2 separate regions of the Mus musculus genome follow, and region 2 is linked to region 1. The links are chromatin loops, found by intact Hi-C in ENCODE. Cell type or tissue: heart. All regions are shown on one strand. Each heading gives the region's core, and the rest is flanking DNA. Links, peaks and the distances in the headings are about the cores only.

Region 1 (8,317 bases), core at 318-8,317:
TCAAGGTTACTCAGAGGTGTGGAAGGGTTCTCTGAAGACCCATAAGCCTACCCTGTTGTTCTTCACTCCTCCAGGTGGCTGTACGAGGGCCTGAGCCGGGAGAAAGCCGAGGAACTACTCCTGTTACCTGGGAACCCCGGAGGGGCCTTCCTCATCCGGGAGAGCCAGACCAGGAGAGGTGGGTAAACACAGTTCCCACCCCCACCTCTCTAGAGTGGGGCTCAGGACAGGAGGTCACAGAAGACAGGCTGACGCTATCCAAACAGTCAGTGGGGGTTTCTTGAGTCCAGCCAGGCCCTGTACTGTAAAAGGACCTGAGGTGGAGCCACCAGCCTATGAGGACAAAGGAAAGACAGTTTACCTAGCCCAATCAAGGGGAAACTTCCTGGAGTGGGGACCTAGGCTTGGAGTTGAGCTACATTGTTTCCTTGAGGATCCTTTGACAATAGAGCAAGGTGGGTATGAATTCACCAACAGGGATCCAAGCTTAGTCTATAGTTGGCAATCGGGATTTTACTCAGACCAGCAGTGGTGATGCCCTTTCACAACACAGCACATGATATGATCTTTTGGAAAATGTTCATCACAAGCCAGGCACCTCAGAGACCTCAGGGTCAATAATATGAAATTTGCTAGTAACAGCCTATAGAGGCGATGAGACACTCCGGAGGGCAGGTACACCTCCCAGGTCTGCCCTAATTGAGGTGGGCTGTCAGACTCCTTGTTCTCCACTTCTACGCGGCATGCACTTCCCTCAGGGGCTTCCTGGATGAACCTTCCTCCAGCCTCTCCTAATTTCCAAGAAACCTCAACCCCTCACCCTCATGCAAACCTCACACACACTGGCTGGCTGTGGGTGATGATGGCGCAGCTGGCCCCAGTGCAGCAGCAGCAAACAGGAAACGTCGGTGGTGGCCGTGGTGACTGGGACTGGAACCCTGCAGACCTACCGGCTGTGAGCTAGAAAAGCCACAGGAAGTGCTCAGTGCTCGGCTACCCACCCCACCCTACCTCGGGCCTGGTGCCAGAGTATAGTGACCACCCTATGTGCTGTTCATTCTGCCCTCTGACGTAAGAAGGGGCATGTACAAGGGAAATTCATGGAGTTAGGTAAGGGAGGGGCCAAGAGGAATCCGTAAAGATCTTCAAGGACTTGGAAGGATACACAGAAAAGTTGGGACCAGCGTCCCTATTGCCAGCTAGCCAGCCCGAGGGATCCTCCTGTCCTGTGTCCTCAGGACTAAGATTACAAGCATACATCACCATGCCAGGCCTTTCACATACATCTGTGCTGGGGTTTGAACTCAGGACCACATGCTTGCAAAGCAACTACTTCTCAGTCAATCAGAAGGCCACTTACATCAGAAGCAGAAGACCCCGAGTTAGAGCAAGTTGGTACATGCCAGAAACCCAGCACTTGGGAGACAGAGCCCAGAGGACCAAGAATTCAAAGTCACTTTGAGCTACATAGAGACTGCAGGGCATATGTGTTCTGTGTGAGACGCTGTCTTGACAGAAGGCTAGCAGTGATGGTGCGCTAACTCTAGCACTCAGACAGAGAGACAGGAGGATCACCCAGGAATTCAAGGCCAACTTGGACTGACAGTGAGATCTAGGCTTAGCCGGAAGTTCAGAGTAAGGCCCTCACCTACAAAATAAAATAATTAAAGGCAGAGGGGGCCAGAGGATGCCTCAGTCTGAGAAGTAGCTGCTTTGCAAGCATGTGGTCCTGAGTTCAACCCCCAGCACAGATGTGAAAGGCCTGGCATGGTGATGTATGCTTGTAATCTTAGTCCTGAGGACATGGGACAGGAGGATCCCTCGGGCTGGCTAGCCTACACATATAAAAACCCTTCCCTTGCTGACCTTTTAGGATGGCTGTCTCCCAAGCATGAGCCTGCCCTCTCCTCCCGGCTCCCTTTCCACAGCATAGCTTAAGCTGAAGGGCACATGTACCTAGCCTGGGTAAAGAGATCACTTTCGTTCATTGCTTATAGACCTGAGGGTTTCTATCCAGGGATGCAACAGAATTACCTACAGGAATACTGCACACCCAGCTTGCTGACAGGGTCCTAGGCTGGGGTTGAGCATGCTCCTCGCTCACACTGCTGGCCTGGGGAACTTACGCTGAGAACTAGTTCTTAGCTGTTACGTTGGAATCGCCTTGGAGAAGCTTATAACACGGATGCCTGCACACCGGTTTAAATGACCAGGAATGTGTCTTGGGATCTGGAATCTGAAACAGTGAGGCTCCTCACTGGACAAGGGCACGTTTGTAGTGAAGTAGAGCAAGAAACCCCAGTGTGTGCTGGAGTCGGGAGTCCTGGAGAGTCAGACCTATTTCAGATACTAAGTGACAGTCTGCATTTTTGTTCTGTGGTTCAAGGGCCCAAACCCTAAACTGACACTGAGTTCTAGTATCCTGTGTGATGTTACATAGAGTGCTGGTTCTCAGATCAGTCATTGGGATGCTCTGGTCTTTGTGTGAGGTCGTGGGGATTTCCTAACACATAGTAGTGTGCACACTAGGCCAGCACTTTACCGCTGAGGTACCAACCTCTGAACTTTACTGTACTAGTGGCCCAAACAGGCTGTTTGTGAGCATGGTATCTATGAAGAAGAGCACCGTTAACACCAAACTTTCCAGAGTGACTTTCTCTCTGGCCATGGTGACATCTACTTACTTTCTCATTCCAACCCTGTGCCACCTGAGTCTTTATCCATACAGCCGATATTTAATGCTCACCCATCCTGAGGACCACAGAATCCTATTACAACTAATAGTCTTTATCCTGCCTTTGACCCCAGCATCCCCCTGAAGACTGGGCTGTGGCTATTGTTTGTTCCTTCTTCCAACCTCGGCAGGGCTGAGTCTCTACCTGGACCCACCCTGGACCCTTTCCTCCTTAGGCTGCTATTCCCTGTCCGTCCGACTCAGCCGCCCTGCATCTTGGGACCGGATCAGACACTACAGGATACAGCGTCTTGACAATGGCTGGCTGTACATCTCACCTCGCCTCACCTTCCCCTCACTCCACGCCTTGGTGGAGCATTACTCTGGTATGTATGGCTTACATTTTGCCTCCACTGCAGACTGGATGAGGGGCCTAGGAGATAGTCAGTTGTGCCCTTAGAGGCTTGACCTGCTGGAGCTATACAGAGGAGGCACTTCTGCTATCGATCCTTATGCAGCCCTTGTGCTAAGATGTGAGTGGGAGCTGCCTCCATCCCATGATGACAAAGAACTACAGGCCAACCATGAGCCTGGCCAGAATCTCACAGGCAACGGTGATTCTAAATTAATGTGCACAGAAGCTGAGTTCTTCCCACAGGAACCAGACTGTGCTCTTCCTGGGTGCAATGCAATCCTTAGCTAGCATTTCTGATGTCAAGGAGACAAAGGGGAAAACCTTATTGGCAGTGGTGGTGCACACCTTTAATCCCAGCACACAGCGGGTGGAGGCAGGCAGATCTGAGTTCCAGGCTAGTCTGGCCTACAGAGTGAGTTCCAGGACAGCCAGGGCTAGAGAGAAAACCTGTCTTGAGGAAAGAAAAAAAGTATGTGTGTGTGTGTGTGTGTGTGTAGGGGGACACCTCTTGAGAAAGTTGACTTGGGGTTTCCTACAAGGTGGTTCTATACAGTAGGTACGATGGGTCCCAGGCTGACCTCTCCCTACTTGCTTCTCAGTTTTACACAGAATTAAGTACCCCATAACTTTGTCCAGTTGACCTTTACCACCTGTCTGCCTTTATGAGACCCATCACTTGAGACTTCACTTCCTATTACTTTTTGGCAACCATGCCCTCAATATGCCAAGCACAGAAAACTCCTGGGGCAGGTACCATATCACAGGTTTGGATCTCTTCCACAGAGCTAGCAGATGGCATCTGCTGTCCCCTCAGGGAGCCGTGTGTCCTGCAGAAGCTTGGGCCACTACCTGGCAAAGATACACCTCCACCTGTGACTGTGCCAACATCATCACTAAATTGGAAAAAGCTGGACCGGTAAGAATATTTGAAACATAAAGGCAGAATAAGAAATAGACTCACAACCCACAATGGGGCTGTCACATTCAGGGACACTTCTAGAGTGCAGCCAGGCTGAAGCAGTGTAGAGGACAAGGCAGAGTTGGGAAAGGGAGGCATGGACCTCAGGGGAGCCAGGTAGGATGTAGGTTAGGCTGGGTGGGTGATCACAGTCCTGCATAGGGAGGTAAGATGGAGTAAGATCAGTAAGAAATGAGGAGCCTGAGTTTGTCAGTGACATGGTGCTATTCTGAGGCAATGAACTGTGTGGCAAGCACAGGGGAAGTGACTCCTTCACCCGCTGTCCCCCATCCACAGCAGCCTCCTGTTTCTGGAAGCACCTGCGAGTGGGGAGGCATCTCTGCTCAGTGAGGGGCTCCGAGAGTCCCTCAGTTCCTACATCAGCCTGGCTGAGGACCCCTTGGATGATGCTTAGCCCTGGAGCACAAAGAGAAAGGGAACCAAGACTGTGGCACCGAGAGCTCCAACTCCGCTGACCCTGACAAAGCTCCAGGAGGCAAGGCTGGGAGAACAGAGACGGCTGGGGTGGGGCACAGACACTCGGGGCCTCACCTGGGCTTTCTGATAAGTCATGTATCTCCTAAGGCCTCACCCCTACCTACTACTTCTAGTCCATGTGCAGTGCAGTTCAAAGCAGGGCTGGCCTCTACAGAGAATAAAATACTTCTGAGGTCTGATAAGTCACTTCCTGAGAGAAATGTCCAGTACAGCAGCTACTCAGCCCTACTAAAAGACAGAGAGAGCATCACTACCATGGAGAGAAAAAATATTGGGAACGCTCACAAGTCTTTTCCAGAATGCAAACACATCTCAGATGGTAGGATGGCTCAGAAAGCATTGACAAGAGGAACACTGGATGGCTTTACCGCAGTAGACCCCACCTAACTCCCACGCACGAGGAAGACTGACAATCCAGATCTTCCCATGATCTCCCATCAAGTCCTTTCAGCCAACTTCAGTGTTCAAACAGCCAGGTCCTCCCCATACCCCCGTTTTGCCACCTGGTGGTCAAACACAAAATGACACCGTTTAAATCTCACATCTAGCCCAGTCACCTATCTCAGTACTGAGTCAGGACATCAGGTGGTGGACCCTCTCTGAAATGCCAATACCAACTCCAGCCAAAAGAGAAAGAGTCTGGCTGCTACTGCTGCTGTGGGAGGAGAGGGAGGAGGGAAGAGAGCAGGGGCTCTGCTAAACCCTACTCCTAGGTTCAGAGGGTAAGGTCAGTAGGTAAGCAAGGCTTTAGTTTACCAGGCATGCCAACACACTTTCAGTTAAAGATTTGTTTATTCAAGTTTCTGAAAACATCCTACAATGGAGACTTATTAGATGGCTGCTTGTATTGTACCATGGACCACACACATGGTGTTTTCAGAAGACTTGAGATGCAGTGATGGTTTAAAAACTGTACACCTGACGGAGAACCAAGGAAGACAATGTTTCATCCGGATCCAGAGGCGCATCAAATTCAACAGCAGCTCCACTCGGCAAACAGCTGTTACATGATGGTATCCAAGGAAAAACAGTTGACAATGGACAAATTCAGAAATGCTTCCCCAAAGGCGGATGGTTCTTTGAAAAGTTTCACAACCCTTGCGGAAAATACTGATGTCCAACACGTTGATTCTAAGTTCAGGAGACGTGGGTCTTCCCGGTTCCACGCGGCAGGAGTGCCCCAATTGGCATGTACCTGTGCTGTAGTAAAAGGGTCCTTCGGACTGGACAGAAGACACGGGAGCAAATGCCATCAGTCATAGTGGATGGCAGTGTAAAAGATGATCCAAATGACCTACGGGAGACACAAGCAATATTCATATCGTCACCTGGATCAACACAGGCTCCTCCCCCACATGAAGGCAGCAATGTATAAATCTGAGGTCTTTAGGATGTTCATAAAGGATAATTATCATTAATCTCAAAACATCAAAGAAAAAGTCTGTTCCCACGGTCACTTGCCACCTCTCTCCGGAGCTTCAGGTACTGGCAACCACTAACCTACTTTCTGTCTCTGGCCCTGTGTATTCTGTATTTTACTAAGGGGACCATGTAGCCGTAGAGTCTTCCACTTGGCATAATGTTTTCAAGGCTCACCTATGCTCAGGAGCAGACAATCATCATTTCACTGTATGCATAGCAGACACTTTACACTTCAGATTACAGCCGTGGGAGCCGCTGCTTTCCCCTGGATATATTTCATATACACATATCTAAATTCTTGGCTTTTTTTTCTTTCTTTTGAGGATAAGGTCTTTCTATGTACCTCAGTCTGAACTCAAATTAATAAGTCAATGAGTGTTTTCTCTGAGCAACCTGGCATCTCATTAAATAAACAGAAGGTGTTGTAGAACTACCAGCCACACATACCATGAACAAGGCAAATGATGTCATAAAGCCTTCTTTGGTGAGCTCCCACGTGCCCCCATATTCTTCCTCGTCGATTTGTAGGTAGTTACTGAAGTAGAGATACAGAACTCCTGCATTGATCAGGCAGAATCTGGAGTGAGGGGAATCAACACCAAACACAAACCGTAAGCTCTGAGGCCGCAGGCTCTCCCCTCACACCCATGTTCCAGTTTATTCTTCGTCTATGGGTGGTATCTCCCTACCCTGCCCTGCCCTGCCCAGGCAGGGGATGACTCCCAGACAAAAGTTCCAATCTTAGGAAGACAGGCTCAATCTGTTTACTTCATCATGAGTGTCTGGGTAAGTCTATCCAGAGGGGCCTCAGCTTCCTCATAGACAGACAGACATACACACACACACACACACACCAACAGGGGGCCTCTGATAGTTATTAGGTTTGGAGAAGTGAAGGAAATAATTCAAATGTCTAGACCTTAAGTGGAGCTGCCTACCCAACTAAGCTGGAGATTTAAGGAAGGAACAACTACTCTTAGTCACAAGCGTGAAATAAAACATTTAAAGCAGCCGGGCATGGTGGCGCACGCCTTTGATCCCAGCACTCGGGAGGCAGAGGCATACGGATTTCTGAGTTCGAGGCCAGCCTGGTCTACAAAGTGAGTTCCAGGACAGCCAGGGCTACACAGAGAAACCCTGTCTCAAAAAAAAAACCAAACCAAAGCAACAACAACAACAAAAACCATTTAAAGCACCGGGCAGGGGTCTCAACGCAATGGCAGAACACTTGTCTAGTGCTCTAGACACACTCAACTTTGAGTTCCATTCCTAGCACTGCCCCAATTCTCCAATCTACACTTTTTTTTTTGGAGATAGGGTCTCACTATGTAGATCAGCTAACCTTAAGCTCACAAGAGGTCTCCTGCCTCTGCCTCCTGAGTGCTGGGATTAAAGGAGCACACCACCACCACACTCACTCATTCTCCAATGTAAAGCACACAATTTCTCTCAGCCTCCTCGAAGAAATCAGCATGGCTGTCGTGCCACCCTAAATAAGACCTACACCAGCCATAAGCCTCAACACAGCTCCTGTTGAAGGACGGTCAGGGGACAGACATATTTAATTGCTTTATGGCCTAGTAAAGCAAGTAAAAACATTGTTTGCTCTCTGCATTAATTCCCAAGAGAAGGCCATTTATGAATAGCTTGTTACTCAGTGACGAGGTAAACCAGATACCCTTGGCTCCAGTTTATCATCTATTAGGGGCTAATAACAGCAATGGGAATGGAGTCGAAACTGATGATTGATGAAGCCCATCCGTCTGACCCCAGGATGTATTGAGCTGATCAGAAACTGAACACAATGGATAGAGAGGATGGGAGGAGTGCGCACGTGTGTGTGGGATGATGCAGATTGTTTCCAAGGAGTGGAGCTCAGACTGCTGCAAGGAAGCACTCAGTGCACGGGTGATCGGTGGGATCACTGTATCCTATTGCAGGTGAGAGGACTGGGGTACAGGCTTCACCGTTTGGCTTGTGGACAGTAATATAATGGCTTTCTCATGAACGGAAGGAACAGGAGTGGGGAGCAAATGTGTCTTGGAGATGAGCACGTGGCTGAAGAGGTAAGAGGAGACAAAGGCATTTTGTTGAGTGCAACTGTTCTTGGATTTCAAAGAAACGAGGCTTTTGATTATACTGTAGCCACACCCTCATCTTCTGCCAGAAATCTTGGCATCTGGCCACCTCCCATCCCCCAAAGGACCTTTATTTTGGACAGGCTGACTTACTCGTTCTAGCTAGAGACTGATACTCGAAAGCTTAGATAATAAGCTAGCTCTGGAGATGGGTCAACCCGTGCCTGCAATCCAATACTTGGGAGGTTGAGGCAAGAAGGACTGCTGGAATT
Region 2 (8,327 bases), core at 181-8,180, 220 kb before region 1:
CTGGGTGTCATTTGTCCCTGTCCTCCTCTGTGTCCTCCCCCATTTGCAGACCTGGCTCATTTGTTTTCGAGGAGACTAGAGAAAAGAGAAGCAAGCCTGCAGTATAGCTTCTGTCTCCCCGTGAGCCCCATGCAGGGTGTGAACTCAGGCAGCTCTGGGCAGCTGTGTCCTGTGACTCAGCCAGTTTCCCATGAGACCTCTGTCTGCTTAGGACTATGGTGTTTTCTAGTTTATAGTCACAGGACATGTACAGCTTTGAATTTCTCAAGAGGAAGTGTATGTAGAAGCAATCTATGTTCAGGACAGAGGTGTGTGTGTCTGAGACACAGCCCAGATACAATGATGGAAACTGGCTTTTCTTTGTGTCCTGACTCTCTTTTCTCTCTCTCTCTCTCTAATAGGATGGTGACATTATAGCTCCACTCATAACACCTCTGAAATGGAATAATAAGACTTCATCTTGCCTCCAAGAAGTATCCAAAGTAAAAACATGTCTAAAATTTTAAGTGAATATCTGCGGTTAGTTCTTTTCAAAAACCTCTTTCCCTCTTCACAATTAAGTTAGGAAATATAATCCGGGCCCACCAATGACCTTTATTTAGTATCTGGAATGTATTCTCGTGCTGGGGTGGGGGGGTCTCGTTTTCATTCAAAATGAAAAATGGTAACATTAACAAATTTTTCCTATCTAGCCTGTGGTGGTTTGACTAAGAATGGTCCCATAAGGTCATATAATTCAATGCCTGGTCACCAGGGAGTGGAACTGTTTGAAAGGATTACAAGGATCGAGACAGTGTGGCCTTGCTATAGGAAGTGTGTCACAGAAGATGTGCATGCTCTTGTACTCTCTCTCTCTCTCTCTCTCTCTCTCTCTCTCTCTCCCTCCCTCCCTCCCTCCCTCCCTCCCTCCCTCCCTCCTGTCCATCAGCTACCACACAGCGCCTGTTCCTCGCCATGATGGTGGATTAACCCTCTGAAGCTGTAAGCACACCCCCAGTTAACCGCTTTCCTTTATAAGAGTTGCCTTGGCCGTGGTGTCTCTTGACTGAGACAGATGCTGTAAGAAGCATTATCTGGTGTATTTTTAGCACTGACTGAAACCTTTCTCCTTTAGCAACCTATTTCCCAGGATAACTCTCCCATCTATCCTGAACTCTTGGGACAAAGGATTGCCTTTTGTTTTTAAATCAGGAATTGAGACAAGGGTACAAACTAGAATGGAAATTGTGATGCGCCGTGTAGTTAAAAAAAAAACCAAAATCCCAGCCCACTGAAGAGGTGCCCGGCACCCTGCTCCCCCCACAACACCCCACCACTTCCATCCCTGTTAAGTGCCAGGCATGGGGGGCATCGGGAGCAGTTCTTTCCTCAGAGGAGCTGAGGTGTGTCAGGCGGGTACTCTACCGATGACCTCAGCTCCATCTCTGTCTTCCTGGTACAACTCCCCCTGTCCCCTGCTTTAGGAGAGGCTAGGTTCAGAGGACACCTCATACCAGGCTACTCCTGAGTCTGTCGTGACTCCAGACAAAATCAGAGTTTTAAAGCACCTGCAACCCCTCCAGCCCCAGGGGACTCACTGCTGCCAGCCTGGGGACAGGTCTTCGCCCATCTCTTCTGAGCTGAACTGGTCAGCTGACCACCGACCCCACCCTCTGGCTGCTCTCTCCGGCACCACTGTTGCTGCAGTGTGTTTACGGGTTTTAGAACATTCTGGACTGCCTTTGTGAGCTTAGCAGACTGCGCAGTGAGTCTCAGGTTCTCTTTGTAGCTTGCTGTTCCTACCAGTGCCGAGCCGCTGTGGTTCTCCCTGCTGCCCCCCTCACCCCCACTTTGCACAGCTTTACCAGGAATTGAGTCCAATTGGAGCCAACAGTGGTCAACAGAAATGCTAGAGATGCAGGCAGTGGGGACAGAGGCAGGAGCTGGAGGCGACATCTTAGTGATGATGCTCTCCCGGGCGAGCAGCCTTGTGCTGCCTCTCTCCTCCGGGTAGCCACGTTCTGTCTTGTCCACTCATGGGTGAAGAGTATTTGGTGTGTCTGCCACTATGGGGTCATAAATGCACACGGGAGGTGCTAGCTCCCCCACTAGCCACGGTGCCTCTGTAGATCCACGAGACAGCTAGGGGTCCCCCTCCCCTTTGTGTGCCCAGACTCAAGGTTAAGAAGTGGAAAGTTTTCTGCGAATATTTTTGTATTTTTGCCAGTCTATATTTTTTAAATCATTATGGTTTATTGTGGAGTTTTGTAGTCCTAATTTTGTACCATGGTATGTGGGAAACAAATCTGACCCATTTTCTGCCTTTGATGCTGTTTTCCTTGTGAGTACCTGTGTCGTTTACGAGACTGCATTAAAAATGGAGATTTTAACAGCTTAGTCTCTCGAGTTACTGAATACTGTCAGCTTGCTGTAAATAGAACCACAGGTTTAGTGACGGTGACATCAGTTGGGTAGGGGACAGCTGCCATAAAGCTTTCATGAGCGTTTCTATCCTGAAACTAGAGGCAAGCTCCTTAATCGCAGACTCTCATACCCTGCATGCCCGGTTTGGATTCCTGTACGAAGGAATATATTCTGTAGGGCCCACATAGATGCTTCTTGGTGTCACAGCATTGTGTGGGGTCTGCAGGACAGTAGTACGGACAAGGTCCCAGGTACTTGGTTTTCCTCACCAAAATAAAAGCAGGCTATAGCCGGCTCCTTTCCAGCAGAAGGCAGACCATGCACGGGAAGGGTATGGGGGCGTAAGCTCAAAGACTCTCGTGCCTGAAAACAAGCTCTTTCCTCTCAAGCCCCCTGGGTTCTGTCTACAGAGGTTCAGCCTCCGTCCAGATCTACATAATGTCCAAGCGTAGCTCTATGTCTGTCCTGTGAGATCAAGTGACAGATGTGTGAGCGCCTGACCCGTGGCTGGCCTTCAGCGGTGCCATTTGGGCTCCAGAAGAGACAACAGAGAGTGAATGATGCTTCTCTTTATTAGTTTTAGAAGTGGAACCCAGGCTCTTAAAGTAAAAGTAATCTCTCAAACACAAAAGAGAAGTGCGAGTGCGAGTGTGTGTGTGTGTGTGTGTGTGTGTGTGTGTGTGTGTGCGCGTGCGTGCCTGTGCATGTGTGTGCACACCGTGCATACACCCGACTTGACTTAATATGAATATGTTATGGGGGAGGGGTAGGATTTTTGCTTTGTTTGTTTTGTTTTTTGATCTTCTAGGGATTGTCAAATCCCATAAAGACAAATTGTATGCTTCTTCAGTCAATGTCTTTCACACCTTATAATCAGCTCTGCTGAAGAGCAGTGGCTGCCCCTGTTCTTGGGTTTTCAAGCCATAAGGAGGCTGGCTGAGAGCCACAGTCCACATGAGGGTTCTTCCCCATCCTGAGTTGGGCAGAATGGCTGCCCTGTGTGAGGAGGCCCGGGAGGCGTCAGCTCAGAACCCAGGCCTCCAGCTCCTTGATGCAGAACTGCTCCCTGCGGGCCAGCACTTCATTGTTGAAGGTCGCACAGGGGTAGCTTCCGCCATGGTACAGGTCTCCGTCCAGCCACAGCCCAAACTGGCCACTGAAGAGAGAGGGAACGAGCTCTGGAGACAGCTCTGTAGGTACAATGTCTGTTACTCGGGCACGAGGACCTGCCCCCAGCACCAACATAAAAAGCCAGATAACATAAAAACCCTAGCACAGGGAGGGCAGCACACGGGGCCTAGGCCGCTTCAATGATATGGTGGAGATGGACTGTGGAGGACATCTAGTGTCAGCCTCAGTTCTCCATATGCGTGTGCATGCACGCACACACGGGGAATCTCGGCACGGTTGTGCCATGTGCTAGGCCTCTGTGACTGGCTGCCATCACCACACGACCACTGTCCCTCCATCATGGCTGTTCTCATCCCTTCCAGCTCATCAGGATTTGGGGCCTCCTCATGTGCTCTCTAGCGTACAGGGCATTTTTTTAAACAAGCCATTGGTTTTAATAACTTACACAGTGGTCCAGCTATCACCTCAACCCTGTTTTAGAACATTCTCATCACATTTGAAAGAGAACCTGGGCTGGAAGCAGGAAGTGGATGGGTAATCAGCGATGGCCGATGTGCCCTGTGTCCTGCTGCCCCTCAGTGGAGCTGAGCTGATAGAGGAATGCTTTTATTTTTACCTTCAGGGTATAACTTAATGTGCTTCCACATAGGGCTCACCCCAGGGTGAGAACAACCTTTGTTTTTTCCTAACTCCCACGCCTGCCCCCAAACTCACAGACTGTGTTCTTAGCCAGATGCACATCTTCTATCAAGCCTTGTCCCATGGGACTCGGAACTCTGGGACTTCCCCATCTTGTGACTCCTCGTTCCCAGTCACGTCACACTAAGATGTCACTAAGCGTGTGATGGGGATGGGCTGGTTGAGTGTGGCCATCCAGGCATGAGACGTGGTGCTGATGCCAAAGGGCATTGCAGTCTGCCTGAGAGGAACACACCTTGCCCATTCTACCCTTGGGAAAGGGCCATGGGCCACCCCAGGATGTGGGGGACAGAGACACGCACCTTCCACTGCCCATCATCAGTGAGTCCAGGTCTCCTTTCACAAAAAAAGAGTTGTGCCCTGTCCACTTAAAGACCTGAGTGAAGAGGAAAAGGAAAAGCGGGGTCACCTCTGAGTGCTGTCGTTGCAGGCTGACTCCAAGCCACATGGTGGCAGTGTTGTGTAGGGACTGGAGGCTTCTGGACCCAATGAGTTCCAGGAAAGACTGGGCTGCCAGGCCTTAATATTTCCATTTCCTTGGTCTTCACCCCTTATGCCCTCTGCCACAGATCCCCTGCATCCTGGCAGTGCCAAATAAATGCTAACAATCAAACCTCCAAAGCTTCCTGCTTTCAAAGCTAGAAAGAGGGAGGCAGCTAGGCCTAGAGCTGGAATGGAACTGCCTTTAGACCACCCTATCTGACCTAAGACTCCCCGTGAACCCCTGTGAATTTCCGTCCCACTATCTAGGTCACAGCCTCCTCCTGATCTCATGCCATATACTTCCCACAACCCTCTCCATAGTGACCTGCGTGGCCCACCAACTTTAAATCACACTATATGTCTTCTACCTAAAGCCTTCTGGCACCCCTCCACTGTGAAGGAGACAGAATTCAGTCCTCCAGCCAGCGTGCACCTGCCCCCATCCTTGCTTTCCTCCGTGCCCTCTCCTCCCCTTAGGTACTGCACCTGAGCCACACTGGCCTTCCTTTTCACCAACACCTGAAGGTGCTCATGCCTTAGGGCCTCCCTACGTTCAGACCCGTCTGTCCACAGACCTCCCCAACCCAGGCTTTTCTCCCCAAGGGTCATTTCTTACCCTACAGCCTGAGTGCCATTGCAGAGAGCCCCTGATTGATTTCCCTAGGCATCTACTAGCTCTGAGACAGCTCCATTTGAGCAGTGCTCGCTCGCCTTGTCTGCCCCGCTACAATGTAGTTCTAGAACGCCCTGGGTGCCTTGCCACACTCATGAATTAAAAGGACGAAGACTAAAGAACCAAAATAGGCAATAAAGTTGCTTTTAAAGGGCCCCAAAGTCCAGTATGTTGCTTCCTGTAATTCGATGTCCCAATCACAAGGAACAACTCCTCTTCCCCAACCCCGGAAGAATAGAAAGGTAAAGGCCAGACTGTGAAGGGGTGCGAAGGGGTGCGATAAAGCTAAGGAGTCAGCACAAGAAGACGGGACTTCTGTATCAATTCTGCACTTCCTCTGCTGTCTTCAAGGACGTGTCCTTCTGATTGGAAAGAGCAAGATAAACATTGCTACGGAAGAAACTAAGACAAAGTTCCACGTGTTACTTGGAGTAGCAGTTACTTGTGCAATTACTGGGAACTCATAAAGAGCTCGGGCCAAGACACAGGCAAGAATCAAGTTTTTCAAAGTATGGGATGACCGTGACCCCCTGGAAGTAATGGATTTCATGTAATAATATTTTTTTTTAGCACTTATGCACCAGGCCCAGTTAGGCATTGGGTAGAACAGTAAAACACAATGAACAAAACAACTGCCTCGGAGACATGTAGAGGGAAGGCAGATAAAGGGCTAAGAAATGGTATGTTACATACGCTAGAAAGAGAAGTGACACTTGGAGGCAATAAGGATTTAGAGGGAATGGTCACTTAAAACAAGGTAGCCAGGGCAGTCACTGTGATGGGGACAGCAGGATAGTCCTGAGGCTGGTGTGTACGGATCCAGTGGAAGGGCTGCTGAGCAGAACAAAACGTGCGGAGGCCCTGGGTCAGGGTGGGCTTGGGTTTTTGCCTTCCAGTTTAGGCCGGCATTGCTGGGGCAAAGTGAGGGAAAAACAAATAACCAATATTAGAAAGAGGTTGGAGAAGAGTCATGGTATATGCACATCACGAGAAGAGCCACAGGGGAAGCAAGGGCAGTCATCAGAGAACCAAATCCCCGGCTCTGATGATAGCAAGCAGCCGGAGGCTCCAACAAGACGATGTTGGTTCAAGAGGAAAATGCTAGAGCTTTGGGCTTTTAGTATGAGCTGCAGGAAGGGTGACCAGCCTACAGCCTTGGGGACACCTTTGCCTTTCACCCAAGAAGGGAAAGTTCCTTGCCGCTGACAGAGGCAGAGAACAGGTATGTTCTGTTGTTAGCAAGGCCGTCCACACCCCTTTGACCATCTTGGTGGGAGACTTGATGACTGTGTGGCAGATGTATTTACTGCTGTCTGTGTGCTGGTGGGGAGACATCTAATAACAAACAAAAGCACCCACAACTAGCTCTCCATCCATTTCACAGACTGTGAACAACTCGTTGTCAAGGGCACACTAAGCAATTAATTACACGTTCTACCTCACACGCTGATTCATCCACATTTGTGGTTCCCAAGTGTGCACCCTTCTCCCCCATGTCCTCTGCCTCCGGAGCGCCCTGCCTGAGTGGAGCCTCCGGGGTTGGTTTGCACTTCTCCCTTCACCACTGACTGAGTTGGGCGTATCCCCAACCACTTTGCGCCTCGGTTCCCTCATCTGTAAGACGAGGCAAGGATAGCAGCGTGCACCTGTGGGATTTTTGCAACGGCTGAATGAGCTGGTCTGTGAGGTGGTAAGTTCCTGTGAGTTGCTGCTGTGACTGTCATAAAAGCTGTGTGCGCTCTGTCGATCGGGCAGCACCCAGCAGCTGCAGTCAGCCAACAACCCAACAGTGGAAAAATCTATAGCTAGAAGATGTCTGGGACCCCCTGTCTCCCTTCTTCATAAGTTCCAGCTCTTCAGCCCCTTGTGCCCTCTGAGGAGTCACTGGTGCCTGCCACTGAGCTCTTTTGCTTATCCTGAAGGGGACCCCTTCCTTTCCAGCCCCCTAGTGAACTCTGAGGCTCTATCCACCCACCTCCTCGCCTTTCCTCCTCGCTTGCAGTTTCCAGCCACTGTCTTCATGGTCACATCCAGCATTTGTCCTTATCGAGGAGAGCAAGGGAGCCCCTCCAGTTCATTTCGAATGGCCCTCCATCATCCTGGCTCCTTCCCCGTTGTCCTACAGTTGTCCTACGCATTGCTCAGCTGCTTCCACTGCTCCAAGAATTTGACCCCAGGGAGACCGCTCCTCTCCAACCCCACCTTTGTTCACCCTCCATCCCTCTGGCTTTGCTGGCCCTCTGCCCGGCCTAAGCTCTACAGCTCTGCAGCCCGCTCCGTGTTTCCACTCCCGCCTACCCCTTTCCCATCCATTATTCGCTGTGACTGTGGCCTGCCAAGAGCTGGTCTGAGAACACTGGCTGCTCTGGTACTAGCCTGGCCAAGGAAGAGCTGCACCCCACTGAAAGAATCAGAAAGATCAGAGAGAGCCTCTTCTGGCTCCAAGGGCTCTCTGGGCTCCCCTTCTCACATGCAGGGACTGTGCAGCTCCTTCTCTTCCTCCAGCCTTCATGTGCATACTTTACAAGATGCCATTGTAAGCATCCTCCCCTCCCACACCTCAGGTCTACCACACTTGATCCCATCTTGCCCTTTCCGTCCTATACAGAGTAACCTGCCTTCCTCCCTTAATAAGTTCATGGTTTCTGGAGATCTTGATGGTGAGCTGAGGGCTCTCCCATGCCTACCACTGCCCTGTGGAGAAGTGGACAAGAGGCAGCTCAGCATGGGGACTCCCCATAGCTGTGACCTGTCATAGCCTTCCTCCATGACAGAAGGTTGAGCCTCACCTTTAGCTGTGGGGAGAAGGAGAAGAGGAATGTCTCTCCAGTACCGTAGAAGCCTTTGCTGAGTCGGATAGCTGAGGAGGAGAAGGCGCCAAACATCTGGAAAACAGAGAAAATGGCAAGAAAGGAGCTCGGAGTCCACCAGCCACCTC

The links. Peaks named below come from ENCODE experiments on the same cell type or tissue, not always from the same donor. Only the 100,000 strongest peaks of a DNase experiment are listed, where the experiment ranks them.
Region 2: it touches region 1 in a loop (5-fold over the local background); 21 of 42 quality-filtered maps call a loop at or near these places.

Annotation. Positions count from the first base shown.
Region 1 is chr2:156,870,565-156,878,881 of GRCm38, reverse strand. It overlaps Rab5if (RAB5 interacting factor), which reads right to left. Exons shown (of 4, transcript NM_026124.3): 3 at 6,415-6,544; 4 at 5,319-5,839. The coding sequence ends at 5,798. Sla2 (Src-like-adaptor 2) reads left to right here. Exons shown (of 8, transcript NM_001356495.1): 5 at 75-178; 6 at 2,911-3,060; 7 at 3,873-4,005; 8 at 4,345-4,731. The coding sequence ends at 4,462. Among named protein-coding and RNA genes, the nearest start is that of Rab5if, 12 kb to the right of the region's middle. In heart, for the core only: a CTCF peak has its summit at 5,047 (motif pointing left); DNase peaks (open chromatin) are centred at 911 and 8,161; H3K27ac peaks cover 199 bases.
Region 2 is chr2:157,091,578-157,099,904 of GRCm38, reverse strand. It overlaps Tldc2 (TBC/LysM associated domain containing 2), which reads right to left. Exons shown (of 6, transcript NM_001177439.2): 4 at 8,179-8,274; 5 at 4,536-4,609; 6 at 2,957-3,559. The coding sequence ends at 3,424. Samhd1 (SAM domain and HD domain, 1) reads left to right here. Exons shown (of 16, transcript NM_018851.4): 16 at 402-2,371. The coding sequence ends at 506. Among named protein-coding and RNA genes, the nearest start is that of Tldc2, 8.7 kb to the right of the region's middle. In heart, for the core only: a CTCF peak has its summit at 4,670 (motif pointing right); DNase peaks (open chromatin) are centred at 4,674 and 7,684; H3K27ac peaks cover 1,970 bases.